Regions from separate parts of the Homo sapiens genome. Here region 2 is linked to region 1. Evidence: chromatin loops called from intact Hi-C (ENCODE). Cell type or tissue: PC-9. All regions are shown on one strand. Each heading gives the region's core, and the rest is flanking DNA. Links, peaks and the distances in the headings are about the cores only. Region 1 has its middle 44 kb from the start of MIR3927. Region 2 overlaps PTPN3 (protein tyrosine phosphatase non-receptor type 3).

What was found. Hi-C counts contacts between places; a loop is a spot of excess contacts. Peaks named below come from ENCODE experiments on the same cell type or tissue, not always from the same donor. Only the 100,000 strongest peaks of a DNase experiment are listed, where the experiment ranks them.
Region 2: it touches region 1 in a loop (9-fold over the local background); 3 of 110 quality-filtered maps call a loop at or near these places.

What each region holds. Positions count from the first base shown.
Region 1 is chr9:109,553,830-109,558,222 of GRCh38, reverse strand. No RefSeq gene overlaps it. Among named protein-coding and RNA genes, the nearest start is that of MIR3927, 44 kb to the right of the region's middle. In PC-9, for the core only: no CTCF peak of the experiment used is centred there; DNase peaks (open chromatin) are centred at 532 and 1,962; H3K4me3 peaks cover 281 bases; H3K27ac peaks cover 3,282 bases.
Region 2 is chr9:109,474,963-109,479,355 of GRCh38, reverse strand. The region is part of intron 1 of PTPN3 (protein tyrosine phosphatase non-receptor type 3); the gene reads left to right. Among named protein-coding and RNA genes, the nearest start is that of PTPN3, 21 kb to the left of the region's middle. RefSeq lists a cis regulatory region at 1,693-1,706, an enhancer at 1,627-1,771 and a silencer at 3,493-3,787. In PC-9, for the core only: no CTCF peak of the experiment used is centred there; DNase peaks (open chromatin) are centred at 1,525 and 1,805; H3K4me3 peaks cover 2,160 bases; H3K27ac peaks cover 4,000 bases.

The DNA.
Region 1 (4,393 bases), core at 230-4,229:
ACAGCTGGGGATTCTCAGGACTGGAACAGAGTTGTCTAAATGATGGTTGTTGAGTGCATAGGAATTTGAATAGGTGTCTGCAAATAGAAGCCAATCTTCTGTTGGGCATTTCTACCTGCAGGCACTAGGGCAAGGAGGCTGGTACCATCAGCCCTGTTTTAAATAAGAGAAAACTAAAGCACAAAGAGGTCTAATGGCTTATCTGAGCTCACAGGGGTAGCCAGGGAGGAAGGCAAGACTCTCTGTCTTACTCTAAAGCCCAAATTCCTGCCCCCTGTTCTCTGGTACTTTGCTGTCCAGTATGGCAGCCCCTAGCCACTACAGTAGCTATTTATATTTAAGTCTAAATTAATTAACATTAAGTAAAATTTAAAATACACTTCCTTATTGTCATAATCACGTTCCAGGTGCTCAAGAGCCATAAGTAGCTAGTGGCCACCACGTCAGAACATGCAGACTTAAAACATTTCCACCCTTAGGGCAAATTTTCTGGAACAGCCTTGTAGTCTGAAGCTTGTTGTTCATACACTTGGGCAAGGAACTGGGCCACTGCCTCGACTCACTGCCCTCTCCTTACCCAATCCATTCACTAAAATAGCGCCACATGCATTTCAGGGCTGCTTACTCTGACTTGTCTTTCTTTCCTTGCTTCCAGCTCTCTCCAGTTTCCAAGAGTGTGACTGCAACCCTCGCCACTACACACAAGTAAAGAATGAGATTTGCATGCTAAGAACGTGATTGTGTGGGCTTGGGCCTCCCTGCGCACATACTGGCTATCCAGCAGGAGAACTGCCATGAGTGAGGTCCCCAGACGAGGGGCAGGTCTTCTCAGTCTCAGCCTGGACATGGCTGATGTTTCTCAGGAATCAGTGCCCTCTTGGGCCCCATGCTGTGCTGTGGCTAATTGTCCCTGGAAACAAGACCTCTACTAGCTTCTGGGGTTGCAGAGGCTGACAAAGGTCAAGTTTTCCTAAGGCCTTGCATTCCTTTTGGCCTCTCTACACTCAAATCTTATGTCTGGAAAAGCACCCTCATTCTCTGATCAGCTATCATGTGGTTCCTTTCTACAAATAAACTGCTGAAAGGATTTGCCCAGCACATGGCCTGCTGGTCTTCCATGTAGAAGGCATTTAGGCTGGGTCGCCTCTGCCTTCACAGCCACAATCCCCAATGCTGTCCAGGTATGGAGAAAGGATGCTGTCTCTGCTTTTGGCTGCTTTCTAGCCAGATGGCCCATGATAAAGTGGAAGTCAAGATGCCAAAGTTCTTCCTAACCCAGCGTTGAGCAGGCAATTCCAGGCTGCAGGCTGCAATGACCAGCCAGTCAAGGGATCCTGATAGTTATCTTCTCTTTTCCTTTCCTCTAGGTTTGCCTCTTCCGTATCAGACTCAGACAGGTTTTCAGTGGACACATCCTCTGAAGGAAGGATTTCTTTCCATGTGACTCTAGTCCTTTTCTCACTAACTAGGAAGTTGGCACATGCTTTAAGCCATTGGAACCAAAAGGAGTAGGCATTAGGGACCCTTTTCCTGCCTGAAAAGCAGACCAAGAGTCTGTAGAAAGAGCAGCAGGATGAGGAAAATATTTTGGAAGAAAGGCAGACTGAAAGAAAAGGTATTTGTAAACGTTTGCTGAAGAGCCACATATTGATAGCCTATAATCATAACTATTCTATTAACTATAAAAAGAACCCCTACAAGTTGATAAGAAAAATTTCAATTTGCAAACTCGATGCTGGGGAATTTGGGTTCAAATAGGGGAGGAAAGTGCATTCCAGGCACCAGGAACTGCCTGTATATATACAGAGAAACAACTGGCCTGAGCATGTTTTGAAATGACAAGGAGCTGGGTGTGGCTGTAGTACAGGAGAGTGGCGATTGCTAAAGCTAGGGAGGTAGAACTGGGACAGGCACAGAATGCCTTGCATACCATGCTGGGGAGTCTCGCTTATAGGAAACCAAGATCATATCCTGGATCTGATCAGGTTAACTTTGTAGACGATGCCTTGGGCAGGAGCGTGACTGATGAACTGAAGCCTTCTTTCACAAAACCCCTACCAGGAATGTAACACAGACCACAACAGGATATGTCTGTTTTCCCACCTTTGCCTTTACACTTTTAAATTGCCTTTTTCTTTCTGGCATCATTGACAGAGATCTTAGTTGCCTAGGCCAATATCCATTTCCTGTCTCTTGCATAGTAATAGAGATTCCAGCTTTAGCAGAGCACTAAACTGCTTGGAATAACAACCACACTCCTCAGCCTCCCTCTTACCTAAAGCTAAGTTTCAGCTGTGAAATGTAAATGAGAGCATTGTGAAGCTGTCTGGAAATATTAAAAGACCACTGGAACATGTCTTCACCCCCTTCCTTCTTTTATCCCTTTTATTTATCTGGTGTGAACTGAGTTTTCTATTAAAAAGGATGTTAGCATGATGGTCAGAACTTATGCCATCACCTTGGATGGGCCAACAAGATGGGAGAAACAAGAAAGAGCAAACCTGGCTCCCCAGTGATTGTGGAGCTGCCATTCCAGCCTTGATTTCTTACCTCTGAACTTTGTTTAAATGATAAATAATCTATCATATTTAGTTTAGTGTCATTTGGGGTTTTCTGTCACTTGCAACCAAAGTCCTAGACAAGAAAAGGATATGTATTTTTTTAATTTTGTTTCACAAATATCTTCATCTTCCAATGTTGCTGCCTTTAGGGAGGAACAGTTTATTCCAATGAACCAAAAGTTTAAGGAGGGCAGAGTACTCCCTGGAAGCAGTCATACCAGGCACACCCGGTGAGATATGCCAGCTGCAGCCTCCCACAGTACTCCCACATTCTCAGTGCAGCTGGTCGCATCTCCTCTGCTGTATATTATTGATCTCACAAGGGCCTCCTTATCTGCCTTTGGGAGAAGTGTTTAGGCAGGATTGGCCTGAGAATCACGTTTATCCTTTTATTCATTCACTATTTATTGGACACCTACTCTGGGCCTAACACTGTGACAGCCACGTTGAGAACAAGGACAGCAATGGGTCTGTTATGCGCTGCACATATCAGACCACTTGAGGAACAGCAGATTATGTTCAGAGTAGAGGGTCACATTTGGAGAGGGATATTGACAAATTTGAGCACATCCAAGGAGAAACTAGGATAGTAAATGTCTGTGCCCCACTCTAATCCCATGTTTTAATAAACTTGAAGCATGAAGATAAGGGAAATTCTGGCTATGGAAGATGTCCTATTTGGGTCTAACCAGAATCTTTTGTGTCCTTATTTTGGTAACTGACTCTCCTGCTTTGTAGAGGACATGCACCTTCCCATTCCTTGGGATTCTGATGGGGCTCTCAACTGCAGTACTCTGACCTCCAGCTACAGGCACAGACACATGACCTGAATGAGACCAATCAAAGCCCTTCCCTGATATTTTTGTCTATATCCTTTCGGATTGTGAGTTAAAAGATATGTTTGCAAGGCAGGCCATGGTGGCTCATGCCTATAATCCCAGCATTTTGGGAGGCTGAGGTGGGTGGATCACTTGAGGCCAGGAGTTCGAGACCAGCCTGGCCAATAGAGTGAAACCCCATCTCTAGTAAAAATTTAAGAAAAAAAAAATGAGCTGGGCATGATGGTGCACACCTGTAATTCCAGCTACTTGAGAGGCTGAGGCAGGAGAATCACTTGAACCCAGTAGGCAGAGATTGCAGTGAGCTGAGATTGTGCCACTGCACTCCAATCTAGGCGACAGAGTTGAGACTCCACATCAAAAAAAAAAAAGCTGTTTGCAGAGAAAATGGGTACTCATAATCCCAGCCATTCAGAAGAGCTAGAACTAATGGAGCAAACATCCATCCAGAAGGCAAGCTGAGATGGAGTGCTTGGGTCCAGTCAACTGTGGAGATGGCACTGTCACCATTCAGCCATTGGCTTACAGGAGGTAATAAGTGTCTGTTTTTATTTACCTGGTTTGAACTGGGTTTTCTGTCACTTGCAGTAGAGCCTTGAGCAATGCAAGCCATGATCCCATATGTTAAAATCTACTCTGTGAAACAGGGATTAGTCATCAGTATTGGTTCAAAAAGCCAAAAACTGGACTCAAAGGCAGAAACGTCAGGGCAATAGGCTTGGGTTCAGTATAAGGAGTTCCTTCTAGCAACTGGAATATTATTAATATGAGCTAGGAATAAGATTGACAGGTCAGAGGCTGGGGACTGAAACAGGTGAAATTATGTTTCCTCTACAGCTCAATGAGTGTATTATTCTATGCGGAGAAGAAGGTAACCCCATTTCCTACATTCTTTTGAAGAAATTTTATTATTTTGTCATTGGAGAAAATAGAGGAAGAAGAGGAAATGCATTCTAACTGAACAAATACCTAGATTTGAAATGACAACTTGAA
Region 2 (4,393 bases), core at 276-4,275, 79 kb after region 1:
TCTGATACATGCTAAAATATGGAGGAACCTTAAAAACATGCTAAGTGAAATAAGCCAGACTCAAATAGACAAATACTATGTGGTTCCACTGATGTATCTAGACTAGGCAAATTCGTAGAGGCAGAAAGTAGATTAGAGGTGGCCAGGAGTTGGAGGAGGGGTGAATGGGGAGTTATTGCCTAATGGGTACAGAGTTTCTGTTTGGGATGATGAAAAATTTCTGGAAATAGTGGTAATGTTTGCACAACATTGTGAATATAATTAAAGCCACTGAATTGTACACTTAAAAATGGCTAAAATGGCAAGCGTTAGGTCCTATATATTTTACAATTAAAAAAAAAAAAAACGCTTGTTTACCGGAGATTTAAAAGAACAGAAAAAAAGAAAAGAAAAAGAAAAGACCAGAAGAGGTAGTGGGAGGAGCACGTCTTTGGCAGGAGCCACCGGTTTGGATTCTGCCCTGCCGCTGGGTCACCTCAGAAACACATGTGGTAACCTCATGGGCGAAGCCTGGTCCCCTCTTTTGATGTGAGAGTCCAGTAAGATGGTGAGTGTGGGCTCTCTCCTGGGTCATGGGAGTTGCTCAGGGAATGGCTTCCCATCCCCTTTAATTTCATCTTTTCCATTGTAAAAGATTGTTCTACCTGGTAGAAAAGACAGAACACAGTTAACTTGGCGATTTTGCGCAAATCATCATCAGTTACCTTGCTCATGTTTAGCCATCCTCCTCTAGGTGGTGGCCCAGCCCCTGTCTGTCATCTCGTTCCTCCTTTCTTTGGTGTTTTTGCCCTAACTCAGGGCTCTTCGGGACCCCCACTTCCTTGGCATTGGTGCCTGTCCTTGGTCACATGCTTCCTCTTCCTTTTCTGGGTTTACTGTGGATTCTTTCTGACATCTGAGCTCTGCTAGTGAGAAGTCATCTGAACACCCAGCCACAGTTATGTACACCCACGTGGTGGAATATCGTAGAGTCATAACAGAAGGGGTCAGGGAAGTGTTTGAAATACCTGGACGAATGTTGGATAGTGATCATGAGAAAGAGTGGAATATATGATTGCATAGACATTACAAGTTCAACTTTTTAAAAAACACAAACAAAATTGTTGGTTGGCTTGTTTTGTTCAACCTGAGCACATCAGAGTCCACGCCCTTTGTAGCCACTGGTCTGAGCCGCCCTCTCCTTCCCCTCCAAGGTTCACTACCATCTGTGGTCAGATCCCCCTTTTTCACAGCCACCCAGGGTTATTTCTTGCTACCTGAGCCTCTCTCCTGGCAGGTTGAAAGAAGCTCAGGGTTCAGACACCGTGAGGCTGTCCTGGATCCTCCAGAGATCCAGGCCCCTGCTACACCCAGGTTGCCGCCCCCTTGTTTATCAGTTACTCCTGCCCCATGACTGTCCTCATGAGATCCTTGGCTCAGAGCCAGTGCATGTGCCCCGAAAGGTGAGTGAGCAAGAGTCTTATGGAGCTCTAGTTTGCTGAGAAGCTCAGCTTCCCATGGGCCGGAAGGAGTCCTGGCAGTTCCGAGATCCCTGGAGGCAGGTGCAGTGGGAGGAGAGACTGACTGGGGCCAGGGCTGGCCACCTCACTGAGGTCCGGAAGGAGAGCTGGTCATCAGGTAGGAGCGGCCCCAGGCCAAACCCAGAGCCTGGCCTCAGGAAATGAGATGGCCTGTTTCTGCCCTCCCGCTGCTGCTAATAATTAACCCAGGGACGGCTGCCTGTGAGGCTGGAAGGGCCTTTAGACATCATGTGACACACTCCAGTCCAGGCCTTTTGCAAAAGTGGGAGGAAGTCATTTACTACATTTCCTCAATTCTGAAAGGTGCGTTGGCCACACTTTAATGCTTCTGAAATCACCGTGACCTTCACAGTCACAGGGTACCTTGGATGTACTGTTTCTTTAAAATAACTTTGCTGAAACACCTGTTACATCAGGTGTGTCATCTTAGAGCAGAGGTAATATGGTGATAAATACCCAGATCATTACTCAAGTTTCTAATGTTGCAGAGTTAATTAGGGGGCAAGAAGGTTTTCTGGGCCATTTCCCTTGTAAGAGGAAATTTACCAACATGAGAGCCTCGGGGAGTGTTTATAAAAGATTATCTCAAAAGGGTAAGAACATACCTTATTTAGTAAGTTACAGAGACAATAGTGACTAAGTGTGGGGCTCCGTTTACCACCTCCAGTGAATCACCTGTAATTCGTCTGCCTCCCAGTCACGTGGATCAGTGGACTCAGAGTGGGTGGTGTGTGATGCCCCCACCTGAGCTTGGGATCATCACCTTGTTTGAAGTCTGCCTGTGTGACCTGTGCGTGGTTCTGAGTCGAGTCTCCCAATCTTGTAAAATGGTTAACAGCAGTGCTACCTTCCAGGCCCAGTCAAAATCAATCAGTCAGGAGTGAGGGGTGTAAAAATACTTGGAAATCGCTGAAGCCCTGTAGCACAGGAAGCCCAGAAACAGGAAAGGGAATGGCCCAGGGACTGAGAAAGAAGGCAGGTGGGAAGGGCAAGAATGCATAGGCAGCATTCACAGAGCTGGTGTTGAGTGGCTGTGGCGGGCCAGGCCCTGTGCTGCGTTAAGAATGAAATCTCTGCTCCCTATAGTTATTCACAGGGGAGGAAACTAAGACAAAACATTAATTTGTTCAGGTTCATGTCCACTTGGGAGTGGCAGAGCAGAGACTAGAACCCAGGTCTGGCTATTCCTTCAAACCTCCAGTGGACTCTGGCCTGGCAAGACCCCTCCTGTCCCAGAGTACTCCCAAGCAAAGATCTTCTTGGTCCAGTCACGGACCACTCTTGAAATCAGTGAGAGGGTTGTCTTTATCTCTGTATTCTCAGCTCCCAGCATGTGGAAGGCCTCAGTACAGATAAATGCATCAACAGCAGCAATGACATATATTATTTCCTTTTTTTCTTTACCTTTTATTTTTTAGTAGCAATTATACATTCCTTTTGTTTACTTTTTACTGTTTTTTTTTTTAAGGTTTACAACTTGTTATTTTGATAAACATATACATTTCATTCATTTGTTCCTAAATGTTGTTCTCCTGATTTGCATTTTGGCATGCCTTTTAGAAGTCTTTTTAAAGAGTTTCATTAATTTGCTGACCCCATTTTATCAGGGTACAAAGCCCTGGAAATCTGAATAGGCTGCATAAAAATATTTTATGGTTTCTAGGGGCACACTGGCAACCAGCAGGGTTACCGAACCTAATATAACCTGAGATGGCCCCCTGGATTAAAACCTTACAGGCAGAGGATTTTAAAGCTGGAAAAAGCTTTAGAGGGCTCTAACCTGGGAAACCGAGCCAGAGAAAAGTGAGTTAGTGACTTCGCGAGTCACCTGGCTGATCAGAGACAAATAAGATGATGCTTCGTGGGGGTAAGTGGAGAGTATTTTTCTCTGTTTCCTTGAGATAAAATTATGGCGAGGGACACTGGTGGTGAGGATTGGGTTTCTCTGGCCGGACTACCACTGGCTTCAGACTCCTTGGCGGGAACAGAGGCTGGCAGGATGGTCCGGTTGTGAGATTCCAGCTTCTTGGCTGGTATGCACTGTGATTAGCACATCTCAAACCTTTCAAAGTGACTTTAGCTGTTTTCTTTTCTGAAGGCTTCTGCTGCTTTTGGCTGTAAAGGGGTGGGGGCCAGAGCCTAAGATAGAAATATCGTGGACTGACACCCAAATGGGCGTGTCTGTGCCTGAGAGCAAATATTAGCAGAGTATTTTTGTAAGGTTTATGCAACTTGATTCATGTCCCTGTGGAGTAAATGTATTCCATCCTGATTTCCAGTCTGTCTGGGGCCTAGTGGAACTACTCGGAGGGAAAATGAAATGAGATCAGTAGCTTAATTTTAGGTAGAAACAGCTAAATGTAAAACATATTCCATTGTCTATTTTGTGAGCTTTACATATTTTTGCTTGTTATAGTCCCTCATCTCCTATTTCACGGTTTGATGGGCCATTTCAGTTTTTTCCAAGAATGAGGTATTCATTTAGAATTATTTCCGATGAGAAAGTATACATGAAAGGAAATTCAGTTTTGAACAATACCACATTGAGGCTTACATGTACAGAAACTTAACCTTGGAATTGTTGAAACAGAAGTCCTGAAAGCCCAGAGTTCATCTATCCCACTCTTCACTGTCAGTCTGCCCTCTGAGGCCTTCTCACCAAGGGTCTCATCCAGCTTCTCTGCTTGATTACCTCTAGTGATGAGGAGCTCACTCTCTTACAGGGCACTTCCTTCCATATTTGTGCAGGTTTAACTGTTTAAAAGCTCCTTCGTCTGTTGAAGAGAAATGTGTTTCTTTCATCTTCTACCCATTGAACCTTTGGGACCTAAAAAAATCAGTCTAATTATAGTAGCTAGGTGCAAGTTAATTTG